Linked DNA regions of Homo sapiens: region 1 is linked to region 2. A link is a loop called in an ENCODE intact Hi-C map of the cell type or tissue named here. Cell type or tissue: B cell. All regions are shown on one strand. Each heading gives the region's core, and the rest is flanking DNA. Links, peaks and the distances in the headings are about the cores only. Region 1 has its middle 14 kb from the start of WNT16. Region 2 overlaps CPED1 (cadherin like and PC-esterase domain containing 1).

The links. A loop is a pair of places that touch in the nucleus more often than their neighbours do. Peaks named below come from ENCODE experiments on the same cell type or tissue, not always from the same donor. Only the 100,000 strongest peaks of a DNase experiment are listed, where the experiment ranks them.
Region 1: a loop joins it to region 2, with 2.4 times the contacts of the local background. A loop is called at or near these places in 2 of 110 quality-filtered maps.

What each region holds. Positions count from the first base shown.
Region 1 is chr7:121,310,261-121,318,756 of GRCh38, forward strand. No RefSeq gene overlaps it. Among named protein-coding and RNA genes, the nearest start is that of WNT16, 14 kb to the right of the region's middle. In B cell, for the core only: no CTCF peak of the experiment used is centred there; a DNase peak (open chromatin) is centred at 4,201; H3K4me3 peaks cover 1,507 bases; H3K27ac peaks cover 3,337 bases.
Region 2 is chr7:121,176,541-121,185,036 of GRCh38, forward strand. The region is part of intron 16 of CPED1 (cadherin like and PC-esterase domain containing 1); the gene reads left to right. LOC124901735 (a long non-coding RNA gene) reads right to left here. Exons shown (of 3, transcript XR_007060494.1): 3 at 1-4,124. Among named protein-coding and RNA genes, the nearest start is that of WNT16, 150 kb to the right of the region's middle. RefSeq lists enhancers at 2,451-2,610, 3,980-4,209. In B cell, for the core only: no CTCF peak of the experiment used is centred there; DNase peaks (open chromatin) are centred at 2,621 and 4,111; H3K4me3 peaks cover 6,374 bases; H3K27ac peaks cover 6,644 bases.

The sequences.
Region 1 (8,496 bases), core at 207-8,206, 130 kb after region 2:
AGATGGTACATGTGTGCTGTTTAAACCACTCAAAATGTGAGAATTTTTTAAAGGAGCAATAGGAAACCAATACATAATATAAAATGATAAGATAACATAGCACACTCAAAATTAAAACAAGTTATGTCATTTTTAAAAGCATGCAAAGAAACATACAAAGAGCTCTTAGAAGTCATACACATACATAAGCACCTGCACACATATATACAGGTCCACACATACACATGTATACTAGCAAAATGAAAAAATAGAAATCTATAAAGATGTAATTGAGAAAATCACATATAAATGAGAGAAAAACATACAAAAGAAAATACAACAGAACAGTTACAAAACTTAAAGAATCAGAAAGTTGATCCAATGTTCATAAAATAGAAAATTCAGGAGAAAAAAGTGGGAGAAGGGAAATCAATAAAAATAATTTGAAAATGTTTTTCTACAAGCAAAAACATAGGTTCCTATATTGAGATAGGCTACTGAGTGTCTAGACCAATTGATGAAAATATACCCACATGTAGTCACATTACCATGAAGTTTCCAAACATTACAGAGAAAGAAAAGATCCTAAAAGATAACCAGAGGAAAAAAGGGTCTGGAATGTTTCAGTAGTAACCATGGAAGTTAGGAAACAATGGGGAAATGTCTTTAACTGTCTGAATGAAAATTATTTCTAACCTACAATTTGATACCTAACCAAACTATCAGGGTAGGATTACGCTATTGTAAAACAGGTAAATTCTAATAAAAATTTACTGTACATATGCTTTTTATCAAGAAGCTACAGTAGTATGTGCTCCACTGGAACAGGACAGTAAACCAGAAATGAGAACTACACAAGATTCAGAAAAATGAGGTCTCTATTTAGAAACAAGGAAAATATAATCCCCAGGATGAAGGAGAAGAGGATCCCTGGACAGTGGGGCACCAGGTATAAAAGCAACCATTCCAGATTGGAACAGGTCAGGGGATGTTTCAAGACACTGTGCCAAAAACATGGAATTGATAGCACTTCTCATTCATCAGAGGAGATTTAGAAAACTGGTGAGGTTCGGAGCTTGATTCATGACAAGCATACAGAAAGCTAAGCAAATGGGAACTCACAGAGTGGTGAGTTACCAGAGGCTGAGGATGGAGGAGGAACAGGAAGATGTTGATCAAAGAGTAGAAAGTTTTAGTTTGACAGGAAGAATAATTTTTTAAATTGCACATTATGGTGACTATAGTTAATAATAATACATTTTTCAAAATTGCTAAGAGAGTAAATTTTAAATGTTCTTACCACAAAAAGGTAAATATTTGATGTGATGGAATGTTAATTAGCTTGATTTAATCATTCCATATTGTATACATCACATTGCTTTGTACCCCAAATTTATATAATTATAATTTGTCAATTTATAATAAAATTTAAGAAAAGAAAACTAAGTGGGGGAAAAAGGCAAGTGAGGAAAAGGGAAATAATCACTGTTTACCATATAGCTTAGCAAAAATAACATTACATGTCGTGATAATATAAAAGCTCACTAGTGATCTAACCACAATTTCAAGATATCTATATTCAAAATGGAAAGGATAAGAAAGTACACATGTGCAGGGATGGGGGTGAAGATCACAGATAATGCCTAAAATTTAAAAAATTAAGAAGCAATTGCTTCAGTATTAATATTTAACAAATTGAAGAAAAATATCAAAAGAATCAGGTCAAAGAGCTGCAAGTTGTTATTCCTGGGGAGGGGAAAATGGTAGGGAAGTAAGAAACTTGTTTTTCTTTGCAAGACCTACAGAATTGTTTATTTCATGAATGTGATTTTTAAAAATCTATGGTACTGTTACGAATGTAGTGAGAGGATATTTTATTTAAGCTGTTTTGCAAAGTTTGATTAGCCTACTGAATAGTACAGTTTAAATATTAATATAAGGAAAGGAGCCTCAAAAAAATTTCAAGATTCACTGCAGGATACTGCATAAAACTAAGGGAAATAATCCTGGTTGAGCTTAATCTTTCTAGGTGGTTCTTCTGTTTTCTCCAGCTGTTAAACATATTTATGACTTTCGACTCCTTTCTTTTGTTCATTTTTGAATTCCAAGCAAGACACACCTTACAGCAAGCAATTACCAAAAATAACCCTCCATGGTAAATGTTATCAAATCACTTAAATTATTTTGAAAAAAATGTAGCATATTTCCTCTACGCCATCACAAGCAGTCATAACCTGTTTTGTCAAGCGTGAAAATCTATGCAAATCTATCCACAAATAATTGTGAATCTTATATGAATCAAAATATTTCTTCAGTATTTTTATGAGCATCTACATACAGCAGTATTATAGTTCTCAAATACAACCTATTGATTTTAGGCCACCTGCTGTTTATCTATTTTGTGATTTAAATCCCATCCAATTTTCCAACCTCATGTTGATTAGGCCACCTGATATGCTTCTGGGCCACTTGCCTGAGATGACAATGTGTGAGGAATCATGAATTAATTTTAGTGTTGCCAAAGGAAACCACAAACAGAAAAACAACCCAAATAATGTGTTCTAAGGTTAAAAAGGTAGAGGCGGACATTATTTAGAAACACTATAATTTTTGGTGAAATCATCCTCTCTGATCCATTGGGTTAACCCATACAGCTGAGGGTGAATGACAATAAGAATCCTGCTCTGTCTCAATATGGCTTCTAAGTACAGACACGGATAGGGCTTCCATGGGCATTAATAAGTCCTATGCTAACCACTCCTCTTACACTGCCGCTAATTATCACTGCATAGCTTGTCTTTTCTCAGAATACAATCCAGAGGATTTGCAATATAGTTATCTTGCCTACAGCTTCTGTGATGGTTCTTAATCTGCCTGTCTATTTTGAGGGCTTGCAATACTACATTTTATAGTAGGTAGCAGAACTGAGTAACTTGCCCTCTGCCCAAGAAAGTGAAGATTTCCTGTGACATTTCTGTACTCTCATTTCTTCCTTCTATGGTGAAGAATATGCTCCTCTATTTCCCACCTCACTGGTTGCTCCTTCCCTGTGGAAAAAGAGTGGCCAGTCAGTTGGTCCTCATCACGAGTGGGTGACTCAAAAGATGGTTCCACTTTTCCTCTTCATAGATCTCAGTATCCTCAATTATAGTGAGCTCTCCTCTCCACTGCCTGTTGCCTCTTCCTAGTTTCTTCTCTCTGGCCCAGCTTTTGAGCCTAATACTGGGTAGATATATCAGATCAACCTTGCTTTGTCAGCCTGCAGTCTTCATTTCAAGGGGAAGAAATAGGAAATTTCACTTTGCATAGTAAAACAATACTAGGAAGCTTTATACTTAATAAACCTGATACTTTGTCCCAACTGGTTCAGTTCTCTCTGTACATGCGTTAGTCATCAGAACCCCTGGGGCAAGGAGGGGAGTGGAAAATGAAGGGTAAGATTCCAGCACTGAACCCCACCCCGGACTGCCAACAATTACCATAAGATTAAGATATGCTGAGGGCCAAATCAGTTCCTGAAGGAAAACTCCTTTCAGCCAAAGCCTGCCATAACTCCGTTAACCTATAAGGCAAATATTAGTTCTCTCCCCAAAACAGCATTAAAAAGTGGCTCCACTGTGTTTGTCTGGTGCTGGTTTCACAAGTGTGCCCTGGGGATTTCAGACAATAGACTGGTGCTAAAGTAGCAACTGGAATCCTTTACCCAGCCGGCTAGACTCCGACTCCGTTCTGGCATCTAGCCCAGTATATCAAAATTGTGGTTTTCAGTCCATTTTGGAAGCTGCTTCACTAAGCCATGTGACAACCCCAAAAGTTGGTCTGGCACCAAAAGATTCATCAGATTGCAAACTTGAGAGCCCTCAAGTCGGCTGTTTTTGTATTGATGCCTCCCTTCCCATAATCATTAACAGAAGGTGAGAGGGCTGCAGTTGGAACACACCTCACACCTATTATGCAGTTTGTGTTTATGTCTCTGAATCCTCGTAAATCTCCCAGGCTCTGAGCACTTGCCTACTCAAATAAAAAGCATTCTCTGGGGAAAACTCCAGTAAGAGTTTGAGTTATTAGACTAGCTCAACAAACTTACCTGGAAGAAGCACATGGCATGGCTACAGGTTAGTCAGAAAGATTTAAGAGTCTCAGTTTATTTACTGATTTTAACACTAGCAGAAACCGAAACTGTGAATACTCTCGACATAGCCATCTGGTGGTCCCCTTGGAACTTGTGTAAATCACATGTCACATACTAATGTAACGTAGTAGGTAGAGGTCATGACAAATTGCCAGTTGAGAAGTGGTAAATTAGTAGATTATGTCAATGCTGACAGCTCTCAACTTAATGCTTCATTGATTCCACTATTCTTGTAAGAGATTCCTTGTCTGTTAAAACAACCACCACTTAACCATTATTGAATGCCTACTATGCATTCAGCCCTGTGGTAGGCAATAGGAGTTGCAAAAGAATTATTCATACTCCTTGATTTCAAGACGTTTTATCAGTAATATAGACCAATGCAACAGAACAGAGACCTCAGAAATAACACCACACAACTACAACCATCTGATCTTTGACAAACCTGACAAAAACAAGCCATGGGGAAAGGATTCCCTATTGCGTAAATGGTGCTGGGAAAACTGGCTAGCCATATGCAGAAAACTGAAACTGCACTCCTTCCTTACACCTTATACAAAAACTAACTCAAGATGGATTAAAGACTTAAATGAAAGACCTAAAACCATAAAAACCCTAGAAGAAAACCTAGGCAATACCATTCAGGACATAGACATGGGCAAAGACTTCATGAATAAAACACCAAAAGCCAAAATAGACAAATGGGATCTAACTAAACTAACGAGCTTCTGCACAGCCAAAGAAACTACCATCAGAGTGAACAGGCAACCTACAGAATGGGAGTAAATTTTTGCAATCTATCCATCTGACAAAGGGCTAATATTCAGAATCTACAAAGAACTTAAACAAATTTACAAGAAAAAAACAACCAATCCCATCAAAAAGTCAGCAACGGATAAGAACAGACACTTTTCAGAAGAAGACAGTTATGTAGCCAACAAACATATGAAAAAAAGCTCATCATCACTGGTCACTAGAGAAATGCAAATTAAAACCACAATGAGATACTGTCAGGCCTCTGAGCCCAGGCCAGGCCATCGCATCCCCTGTGACTTGCATGTATACATCCAGATGGCCTAAAGTAACTGAAGATCCACAAAAGAAGTAAAAACAGCCTTAACTGATGACATTCCGCCATTGTGATTTGTTCCTGCCCCACCCTAACTGATCAATGTACTTTGTAATCTCCCCCACCCTTAAGAAGGTTCTTTGTAATTCTCCCCACCCTTGAGAATGTACTTTGTGAGATCCACCCCTGCCCACCAGAGAACAACCCCCTTTGACTGTAATTTTCCATTACCTTCCCAAATCCTATAAAAGGGCCCCACCCCTATCTCCCTTCCTGACTCTCTTTTCGGACTCAGCCCGCCTGCACCCAGGTGAAATAAACAGCCATATTGCTCACACAAAGGCTGTTTGGTGGTCTCTTCACATGGACGCGCATGAAATTTGGTGCCGTGACTCGGATTGGGGGACCTCCCTTGGGAGATCAATCCCCCGTCCTTCTGCTCTTTGCTCCGTGAGAAAGATCCACCTATGACCTCAGGTCCTCAGACCGACCAGCCCAAGAAACATCTCACCAATTTCAAATCCGGTAAGTGGCCTCTTTTTACTCTCTTCTCCAACTTCCCTCACTATCCCTCAACCTCTTTCTCCTTTCAATCTTGGCGCTACACTTCAATCTCTCCCTTCTCTTAATTTCAATTCCTTCCATTTTCTGGTAGAGACAAAAGAGACACGTTTTATCTGTGGACCCAAAACTCCGGCACCGGTCACGGACTGGGAAGGCAGCCTTCTCTTGGTGTTTAATCATTGCAGGGACACCTCTCTGATTATACACCCACGTTTCAAGGGTGTCAGACCACGCAGGGACGCCTGCCTCAGTCCTTCACCCTTAGCGGCAAGTCCCGCTTTTCTGGGGAAGGGGCAAGTACCCCAACCCCTTCTCTCCTTGTCTCTACCCCTTCCCTGCTTTTCCGGGGACAGGGTAAGTACCCCAACCCCTTCTCTCCTCATCTCTACCCCTTCTCTGCTTTTCCGGGGACAGGGCAAGTACCCCAACCCCTTCTCTCCTTGTCTCTACCCCTTCTCTGCTTGTCTCTACCCCTTCCCTGCTTTTCCGGGGACAGGGCAAGTACCCCAACCCCTTCTCTCCTTGTCTCTACCCCTTCTCTGCTTGTCTCTACCCCTTCTCTGCTTTTCCGGGGACAGGGCAAGTACCCCAACCCCTTCTCTCCTTGTCTCTACCCCTTCTCTGCTTTTCCGGGGACAGGGTAAGTAGCCCAAGCCCTTCTCTCCTTGTCTCTACCCCCTTCTCTGCCTTTCCTGGGGCAGGGGCAAGTACCCCTCAACCCCTTCTCCTTCACCCTTAGCAGCAAGTCCCGCTTTTCTAGGGGACAAGAACCCCCAAACCCCTTCCCTCCGTGTCTCTACGCTCTCTTTTCTCTGGGTTTGCTTCCTTCAGTATGGGCAACCTTCCACCCTCCATTCCTCCTTCTTCTCCCTTAGCCTGTGTGCTCAAGAACTTAAAACCTCTTCAGCTTACACCTGACCTAAAACCTAAATGCCTTATTTTCTTCTGCAATGCCGCTTGACCCCAATACAAACTCGACAGTAGTTCCAAATAGCTGGAAAACGGCACTTTCAATTTTTCCATCCTACAAGATCTAAATAATTCTTGTCATAAAATGGGCAAATGGTCTGAGGTGCCTGACGTCCAGGCATTCTTTTACACATCAGTCCCTTCCTAGTCTCTGTGCCCAGTGCAACTCGTCCCAAATCTTCCTTCTTTCCCTCCCGCCTGTCCCCTCAGTCCCAACCCCAAGCATCGCTGAGTCTTTCTAATCTTCCTTTTCTACAGACCCATCTGACCTCTCCCCTCCTCTCCAGCCCAAGCTAGGTCCCAATTCTTCCTCAGCCTCCGCTCCTCCACCCTGTAATCTTTTGATCGCTTCCCCTCCTCACACCTGGTCTGGCTTACAGTTTCGTTCTGTGACTAGCCCTAGTCCACCTTCCCAGCAATTTATTCTTAAAAAGGTGGCTGGAGCCAAAGGTATAGTCAACATTAATGCTCCTTTTTCTTTATCCCAAATGAGATAGTGTTTAGGCTGTTTTTCATCAAATATAAAAACCCAGCCCAGTTCATTGCTCGTTTGGCAGCAACCCTGAGACTCTTTACAGCCCTAGACCCTAAAAGGTCAAAAGGCCGTCTTATTCTCAAAATACATTTTATTACCCAATCTGCTCCCGACATTAAATAAAACTCCAAAAATTAAATTCCGGCCCTCAAACCCCACAACAGGATTTAATTAACCTCGCCTTCAAGGTGTACAATAATAGAAAAAAGTTGCAATTCCTTGCCTCCACTGTGAGACAAACCCCAGCCACATCTCCAGCACACAAGAACTTCCAAACGCCTGAACCGCAGCAGCCAGGCGTTCCTCCAGAACCTCCTCCCCCAGGAGCTTGCTACAAGTGCCAGAAATCTATCTGACCACCAGGCCAAGGAATGCCTGCAGCCCAGGATTCCTCCTAAGCCGTGTCCCATCTTTGCGGGACCCCACTGGAAATCGGACTGTTCAACTCACCTGGCAGACACTCCCAGAGCCCCTGGAACTCTGGCCCAAGGCTTTCTGACCGACTCCTTCTCGGCTTAGTGGCTGAAGACTGATGCTGCCCGATTGCCTCGGAAGCCCCGTAGACCATCACGGACACCGAGCTTTGGGTAACTCTCACAGTGGAAGGTAAGTCCGTCCCCTTCTTAATCAATACGGAGGCTACCCACTCCACATTACCTTCTTTTCAAGGGCCTGTTTCCCTTGCCTCCATAACTGTTGTGGGTATTGATGGCCAGGCTTCTAAACCTCTTAAAACTCCCCAACTCTGGTGCCAACTTAGACAGTACTCTTTTAAGCACTCCTTTTTAGTTATCCCCACCTGCCCAGTTCCCTTATTAGGCTGAGACACTTTAACTAAATTATCTGCTTCCCTGACTATTCCTGGACTACAGCTATATCTCATTGCCGCCCTTCTTTCCAATCCAAAGCCTCCTTTGCGTCCTCCTCTTGTATCCCCCCACCTTAACCCACAAGTATAAGATACCTCTACTCCCTCCTTGGCGACCGATCATGTACCCCTTACCATCTCATTAAAACCTAATCACCCTTACCCCACTCAACGCCAATATCCCATCCCGCAGCACGCTTTAAAAAGATTAAAGCCTGCTACAGCATGGCCTTTTAAAGCCTATAAACTCTCCTTACAATTCCCCCATTTTACCTGTCCTAAAACCAGACAAGCCTTACAAGTTAGTTCAGGATCTGTGCCTTATCAACCAAATTGTTTTGCCTAGCCACTCCATGGTGCCAAACCTATATACTCTCCTA
Region 2 (8,496 bases), core at 81-8,080:
AAAATTAAGAGGATGAAAGGATTGATTTATTAGCCATGATTAAAGGAGTCAAATATGTCCACAGGGAAAGGTGAACGTCATGACAATAGCTCAAAAATATCTGAAAGGTGTAAACTCCCCTGAAGAGGACCATTTTTAAATTTTTATAACAGCAATTATATCTTGCCAAACAGATTTGGTTTAGAAAGAAAATTGCTACTTTATGCATTTATAGAGGCAGTGGAAAGAGCTGCGCTAATATAACTTGTTGTATGCCTTCTCCTATTTTGAAAAGGACCAAGGCAATCTGAAGTAAAATACAGGTTATTTATATTCTTTCTATCACAGAGATTTCTGCCATCCTTGGAAAGGAAGCATCTGTGATAATAGTGACTAGAAGTACTCCAAAGTATAGAATTGTTGATAGCTTTAAAGTAAATCTGTCATGTTCTGACTTGTAGCTACTTAATTTGACTGCCTAGGAAGTAAGAGAACTCTGGCAAAAAGAGACTTGCTTCAAAGCAGCAAAGAATGGCAGTAGCGTAGATTTTGGTATTTTGTTTGGTCTGTTGGTTTCTATGCATTCTCATTCCCAGAAGGTACCACTGAGATTTAGATGCATTGAGACTACATTCTTTTCTCGCCATTTCTTGTCTAGTAGTGTGCTTTCCTTGTGAGAGAGATGCAGGTTCCTTTCCTGTCTCTGTCACTTGCTAGCTTTTTGACATGAGAATAATAACATCTTACCTCCCTAACTTCAAGGATTCAATGATATGTGTGTGTGTTCGTGTGTGCAGTTGTCGAGCTCATAGAAAGTGCTTAGTTGATATTAGTTCTGTCTCCTTGCCTACTCACCATGTTTCTCTATCCGACTTTACAAGCTGTATTTAAGTCAATTTTGTACAAGTTCCTGATGTTGCCAATTTTTTATATTTTTCTAAAAAAGCAGAAAATGTGGATTTTATGTGAAAATTCTCAATTAAAAAACACTTTTTAAAAAGGTTTAAGCCAAGCCAAAGAAATGCATATATTGTGTACAAGCCAAACAAAATGCATATATTGCCCATATATTTACCTAAAATAATTCTTTCCATAAAGAGTTACACACATATAACAGTGCAACGGCTAGTTCCTTCCAAAGAGCAGTGAGGAGAAAGTGCTGTACTGCAGCTTGGCAATAATCCTTTCTGAAGTGGTCTTTAAGTTCTGCTACTATAATGTCATGACATGACATTTTGTAATAAGCTATGCTTCTTTCCCCCTTTTTCCTTCTGCCCCTACCTTCCTTCCATGCAGGAAGCATCTGCTGTGTTCTATTCTTATGACCAGGGGGTAAAGTTGTTATAGCATGAATGCAAGTAAGAAAATAAAGTCCATTAGATAATCTGGATTCTTCCCTACAGGAAAGGATTCTAGGATTTAATCCCTTATTGTCATCCCCAAGATATTACAGTTCTCTGAATTGGAGAACAGAAAGAAAAAGCAATGGGGAAGTAAAGGAGGTAGGTGCTAGGAAGTATTCACGAGGAGGGGCTCTTGAATCCAGATCTTTTTGTCAGAAGAACCACAAAGAGATTGAGGACCTAGTAGCAGAGAGGACCTCACCCTCACTTTTTGGCATGCAGCCTCTGAGGAGGGGGCAATGAACCACCAACTGGTGAAAAGAGGAGAAATGACAGTAAGGAATATTGGGAAAACAGCATCAGAGACAACACCACTGAATGAAAAAGCATCTAAAAGTTGCCCATCCTGACTTCCTTGAGGAATGGGTATTTAACTAGAAATTAAATTTCTTTTCAGAGAAAGAAAGTTACATTTTACACACCAAGTTTGTGGTCTTTGAAACTTGCACCTATTATACACATGCGTATTTTTGTTGTTGTTCTTGTTGTTGTTATGGTGAAGGGCATTAACTCTGTGCTGTAATGTAGAGGTAAACAGGGAATGGGGGACAGCTTGATGAGAAAGATCCACTTCAAGTACAATTGACGATGAATCATATGAATCTTAAACGTGGACAAAAAAGTTGTGCAGACAGGTGGTAAGGACTGTGCAAGATGTGACAGCCTACACTACAATGGCAAAGTACATGTGTCCCAAATTAAAATTGGAGGAATGGAATGCCAGGAGTGACAGAACCAAAGCAGTCAATCATGATGGAAGCATTTGAACTTAGATGACTGAGGGTGAATGGTGCCTCCAAAAATACACAGGGAAAGCAAGAAGAGCTGACCTTGTAGAGAATATGCTAATGTTCGCAGGACAAGTTGAATTTTTAAGGTACAGGTAGGTCATGTAGCAGGGTTGTCAGGCAACTAAATTGAAACCTGAAGGGGAATGTTGAGACCGGGATTGGAGATGCAGGTGTCAATGGTATAAATGTGATAACTTTGTGAAGCCAGGTGAGACTACCTAAAGAACAGGATGCAGCAAAGAGGTCCAAGGAGACAATCTATATTTAGAAGGTAGGAGAAAGTTTGGAGCCAGCACATACAGCAGAAAAACAAGGTCAGAGATATGGGAGGAGAACAAAGCTGTACCGTGTTTTGGAAACCAAAAGTGAAAGATGTTTCAAAATGGAGTGATCAGTGAAGTCAGGCCCTGAAGGAAAATGATGGGGTATGGGTGTTAGGACTATGAGCCAACCTGTTGGCCTAGTCATTTAGAAGGTTAGAGACCTTAAGATGAACTGTTCCCCTAGAATGGTGAGGGCAGACGCTAGGCTGCAAGCCTAAGAAATTAATAGCTGTGGAATTAGTAGCTGTGGATATAGATATACTCTGTAAGAAGTTTGGCACTGAATGAAATACAGAGTGATGGTTGGAGTAAGTCAAGCAAAGCATGTCAGGAAGTATCCAACTTAACATAGACCTTTATATCCTAGTGTATACATGTAATAAATTTAAAGGGTAGGGAGGATTATTCTGAAGATAAATTTATTCCCCAGACCTTGCTGAAGTACTATCACAATAGTGTGCAGAATGGAACGTTTCTGGCATATTCTTCTAAGCAGAAACAGAAGTTTTTTTCATGTGTCTATACCTTTAAGCCTTTAATTATGAAAATCACTTTATTTTGTTCATATTCTCATTTGATTTTCTATTGTTTACATGAATTGAAATGTGTTCAAATGTTTAAGATTTAGGATGAATAACAGCTCAATGGTAATGACTTATAAACCCAACATAACAGTTTATAGTTAGCTTCTTAGTCAACATGTATTAAAGGTCATTGTTCCTTAGCCTTGCCCCAAAGTAGTAAGGGAAGTAGTACATTTTAATTAGTATAAGACAAAGACAAATAAATTATATTGCTTTGATAGTCTGAAGTTTTGTTAGTAACCATTTAATGTTTTAAATTATTCACAATTTATAATACCTTGCAGTTTTTTAAGGGAAAAAAATGAAACTAACAATGATTGCACTGTGTTCTGTGATACACACTGGGATCTAAAATTTCACATTTAAAGTATAAAACTGATTTACTGTTATGTTTTTCTTTTTATTGTATGACTTTCACAAAGTACACATCATTTGACTATTCTCTCAGTGAATGAGATTGCTTGGATTTTCAGAATCTTGGAATAGTATCACATGGTGGTCCCAAAGACCAGATGATAGGTAGCTTTCTTCCTGACAAATTCCCAACACTTGGGCAAACTGCAAGAGATGTGTGTGATGATTCTTAAAGTGACTCATTATATTTTCATGTGAGTAGATTATCGCACTGCAGGAGAGACAAGTGTTTTCAGCTGATGGCCTATTTTACCTTTTTCCTATGTTTTAAAAGGTAACACACAAATGGATTCCGAAGATTTTAGAAATATATTTTTTCTTGGAAAATATCAACAATGAAATAAAAATAGACTTTTAATGTGGTAGCTAATTTGATTTTCTTTAAAAAAATTCTGAGGCTCTTAGTTTTTCTGCATTATCCTTTGAAGCCAATGGGACAATAATATCCTGAAATAATTATTTTAATACATCATGGAATTCATGACAAAATCTAGAATTACGTGATACATTATCTGTACACTCTTGTCTCCAGGGTTCTCTCAGTGGGTCACACCTTGGCACACACTTTCTGTTCTTCTTTCATATACTATTATTAGCCCGAGATTTTCATGCTCCATCAATTTTTCTTTGCTACACAATGGAGAAGAGAAGAGAGAACAGGAAGAGACTTAAATGCACCCTTTATGACAGGAACAGAACATGATTTTTAGATGATCTACCTATAGGCTTTAAAATTAATACCTCACCTCCAATACTTCCAGCGTAGCCTGAGACATGGAAGGTGGTTACTTTTAAAACTAAAAGTAATGTTCTTAGTTACTTTTAGGACTAATGTGATGATTAGCTGGGACATGTCTTAGCATTCTCTGACAGGATCGGATCAGGGTGGTCAGCCAGGGTTGAAACTGTGACTGTATGACATTTGATTTGGGCTTCATTTCATCTCTAAATGGACTTGAGGCTTTTTCACAAAATAATATTTTAAACTATAATTTTTCCATCATGTTCAAGAAATAGTCAACAGTAAGGGTTCTACTGTACTCAAGGAAACTGTATGAGATGAAGTGTGATGATTCTTAAATGGATTTATTGTGTTTTTGTGTGAGAGATGATCATACTGCAGGAGAAACAATGGTGTTCAGCTGAGCTTGTTTTATATATTTGTAAAAGGTGAATGGTTTCCCCAGTTTGCTTGACATGCAAGTATATTCTTCAGACAGTCTGTAAGGTTTACAAGCATTTCACTCACCATCTAAGAATAAAGAATATTCCACGCAGAGGGAACAATACAAAAAATACCCTGTAACTTGAAGTTTCCAGTAGCTAAAATTTTGAAATATTTACTTATCAGTTGGTAAAGAATGACTGTCCCCAGGAAAATTAAATCATATTAGAATCTCAATTGTTTTTTGGATGGAATTAAAGATATTTGTTTGAAATACATTTCTCAAAAAATATTGCTGTGATCTGTACATAAATACGTTATTGATTTTTAAAGATGTTTAAAAAATTTATATGTCAGCAAGATACCATAAAAATTCCTCTTTAATTTTCTAAGAGATGGTCATCATTTCTTAACCAAAATATCACCTTGACTAATATTAAAAGTTTGCAAATATTGTTGTTTGCATGAATAGATTTCTAACATTTTAGTCAACCTTTAGTAAAATTGTTAAAACCTATATCATCCATAAGTATGAGAAAGGTTCAATTATTAAGTTCCTTTTACAAATAAGAAAAATAAAACAACACAGAGTGGTTGAGTGACTTTCCACAGGTCACACACCTAGTTCCTGGCAAGGCTGGCATATTATTGTCAGATAACTCTAAATCAAGGAATATTAGATGCATATTAATTGGGCATATTGTAGTCTTACAACTTTTAATATGGTTCTGAGTTAGATATTCTTAGAGGAAACTAGTACCTGGAAATTTAAAAGTCACGTTTATTCCAAAATGAACCTGGGAAACTAGGGGGACATTTGTGTCTATATCAGCTGTCACACAAGCTTACTTCCCTCATAAAACTTTTTGTGCCCCAAACCCTTCTAACATGTTGCATATTTCTGTTATTTTAGACAATAAGAATCAATAAAAACCACTATAAAAGCTATGGTAACATTAGAATATGTCAGCCCGTGCTAAATACTTCAATTCGATGAGAGCTTTTTTTTTTTTTTTTAGTTTTAATGATGTTACATTTCCAGAAAAAAATACATATAAAATTCATAGAAATTGTGCCAGAAGAGTTAGTAGACCATGTTAAGGTATTTTTTACTGCATTAAAAACAGACTAGCTCTTAGCAAAATTAAAGAAGTTCACTTAATAGAGACAGTAACTGGTAATAGTAGGAGTGATGTGGCATTTCAGCAACCTGCCTGCCTGCCTTCCTTCCTTTCATTCCTTCCCTTCCTTCCTTCTTTTCTTCCCTTTCTTTCTTTATTTCTTCCTTTCTTTCCTCCTTCTTTGCCTCCCTCTCTTCCTCCCTCCCTTTTTCTCTCCCTCCTATCCCCTTTTCATTTCTCCTTGTTATTATTTGTTCTGTAGTTATTGAATGTCATTATGTTTCTAAGGCTGAGACTTCTATTTTAACTGATGTTCAGTGTAGCTTGAAATGACATGCCACAGAGGAATAATGCTGGTCAGATTGTAAGTTCTATAGTCAGCTACCCAGTCTGGGTTTAGATTCTAGTCCTCCGCTTGCTATTGGGATTACTTTGGGCAAGTTGCTTACCTTGTCTCTGTGATGGAGATCATACTGCCTACTTCACTGTGTCATTGCGAACATTAATTAGATAAGACAAGCTTCTATGTAGCTTGAGGACCACTGTGCCTGGTACATGGAAGGTGTCTGAAATATTAGTTTCCTCCTTTTTTTCCTCACTCCCCTTTATGCTAGCATTTTTTTCTTCAAAAACTTATTCCTATTTATTATCCTGAGTTCCTATCTTTGTCTTTTCAAAGAAAAAAAAAACTCAGTTTTGTTTACAAAGCCTTGCAAAAATGTATGAATCATCCAAGAAACTGCAGTTATTAATAGTTAGATAATTCATAGTAATTATGTGCTGTAGAACCTACAAGCTTTCCCCAAGTGCTGAGTGCTTATCTAAACTCTTTGAGCCTAGAAATCATTGGGCTTATGACAACCCAATGGGCTTTATCCCTGAAGATGTAAAGCTTCCACTCAGTTTAGAAATCCTTTTTCACAACTGTCACCAGGAAATAAAATGACATATGGCAATAAAAATTCAAATTTTAAGTAATATTTGCTTCAAAGTTTTCAAAACATTTGAAATCTAGAGTTGGTGACAGTTGTCAGCCAAGAGATATTTGTTTAATATTAACTTGAACATAGGTTTGAGAATATAAAGGACCCTTGACCTCAAGGGTATCCCAAAGAAAGAGAGGAGGACAGTATATGCTCTCAGAAATTCCAGATGTCCACAGAGTATTTTAGATGACTGACAGTCTTCTGTAAATTCCTTAAGGTACAGATTTTGTTTCCATGTTCTCTCACAGATCTAATAGACCAGGTAATAAGCAGTGGGTAAGTGGATGAATAGCTATAGCAAACTGTTCAAATAAATGTTTAGATTATGTGAAATACCTCAGATGTTAGTGGGGACTGGATATGAATAGAAGAACATAATGATATTAGTTTTCTATGTATTTTAATTTTCAGGATTTCAATTTTGCTTTCAATGCTGGTTTATAATATAAACTGAGAATAAAGCACAGAATTAGTTTAAGTTCTGGTAACTGGAAAAGTATTAGACTGTTGATGATTAAAGATTCATACAATTCACTTGGGGGTAGAGAACGACTGTTTTCCATACTTCTTTAAAAATTATTTCTTCACTTTGCAAGGCTGAGGTGGGCAGATTACTTCAGGCCAGGAATTCAAGACCAGCCTGGCCAACATAGTGAAACCCTGTTTCTACTGAAAATACAAAAATTAGCCAGTCATGGTGGCACATGCCTGTAATCCCAGCTACTCAGGAGGCTGAGGCAGGAGAATTGCTTGAACCCAGGGGACGGAGGTTGCAGTGAGCCAATATTCGCGCCACTGCACTGCAGCCTGGGTGACAGAGCGAGACTCTGTCTCAAAAAAAAAAAAATGTATTTTGTGTGATTCTTTTCTTTCAAAAGGAAGGAAGAAGAACCACAGTTGTATTTTTTAAGTGGATGTGGGAGTTTTGATTTAGCCATTTTTTTCTACTATTTAAGTGATTCCTCTAATAAAAAGGGGAAAAGAGTGTCTTAAGTTGCTGAAAAATCTGAGGGCAAACCAACAGTTTTTGTGAACAGTTACAAGAGTAATGTAGTTGAGATTTTTGTTTCATTTCAGATAAATGAGAAATAAAACATATTGCTACTTTAATTTAACCCTAAAGCTGCTTTTAATTATTTCTGAGTTTCACCACACCTATCAAAAGCCATGTAGTGTTTAATCTTTCTTGCTAAACTTTAGAAGGAACCCATTTTTCCTCTTAAGAAATTTTGCATTTTATTTCCTACAGAAAACTAGTGAGTGAGTTTTCTATTTCTTCCAACTTTAACAATATTAAAGATAATTCTGACTATTTTCTGAGTTATACTCTGTGTACACTTAACAATTGCCTTAATCAAATTCTGGCAATAAAAATAGAGTAAGAACTGGAGGTGAGTGAACAAAAAAAATCATTGTAAAATAGATGCAGAAGTGTGCTTAGTTCTCACTGATGGAAAATTAATGAGAAAATAGTAGAATAAATAGGTTACTTTTGCTCTTTAAAACAATTGAGTGTCTTTAACAAGGTAAATTTGATCAAACCTAGAGAAGGGAACAATATTCAATATTGGATTGACTATATACTTGAAAGCATAAAAATAATTGTTGCTATGTCTGGAACCATTTAATTCCTATGGTTAAATGAAGAGTGAAGCAGACACAGTGATTTCTTTATGAAGAGACTAACCTCACTCTTTTCTATGGTTAAAATCACACACCAGCTTTCAGCA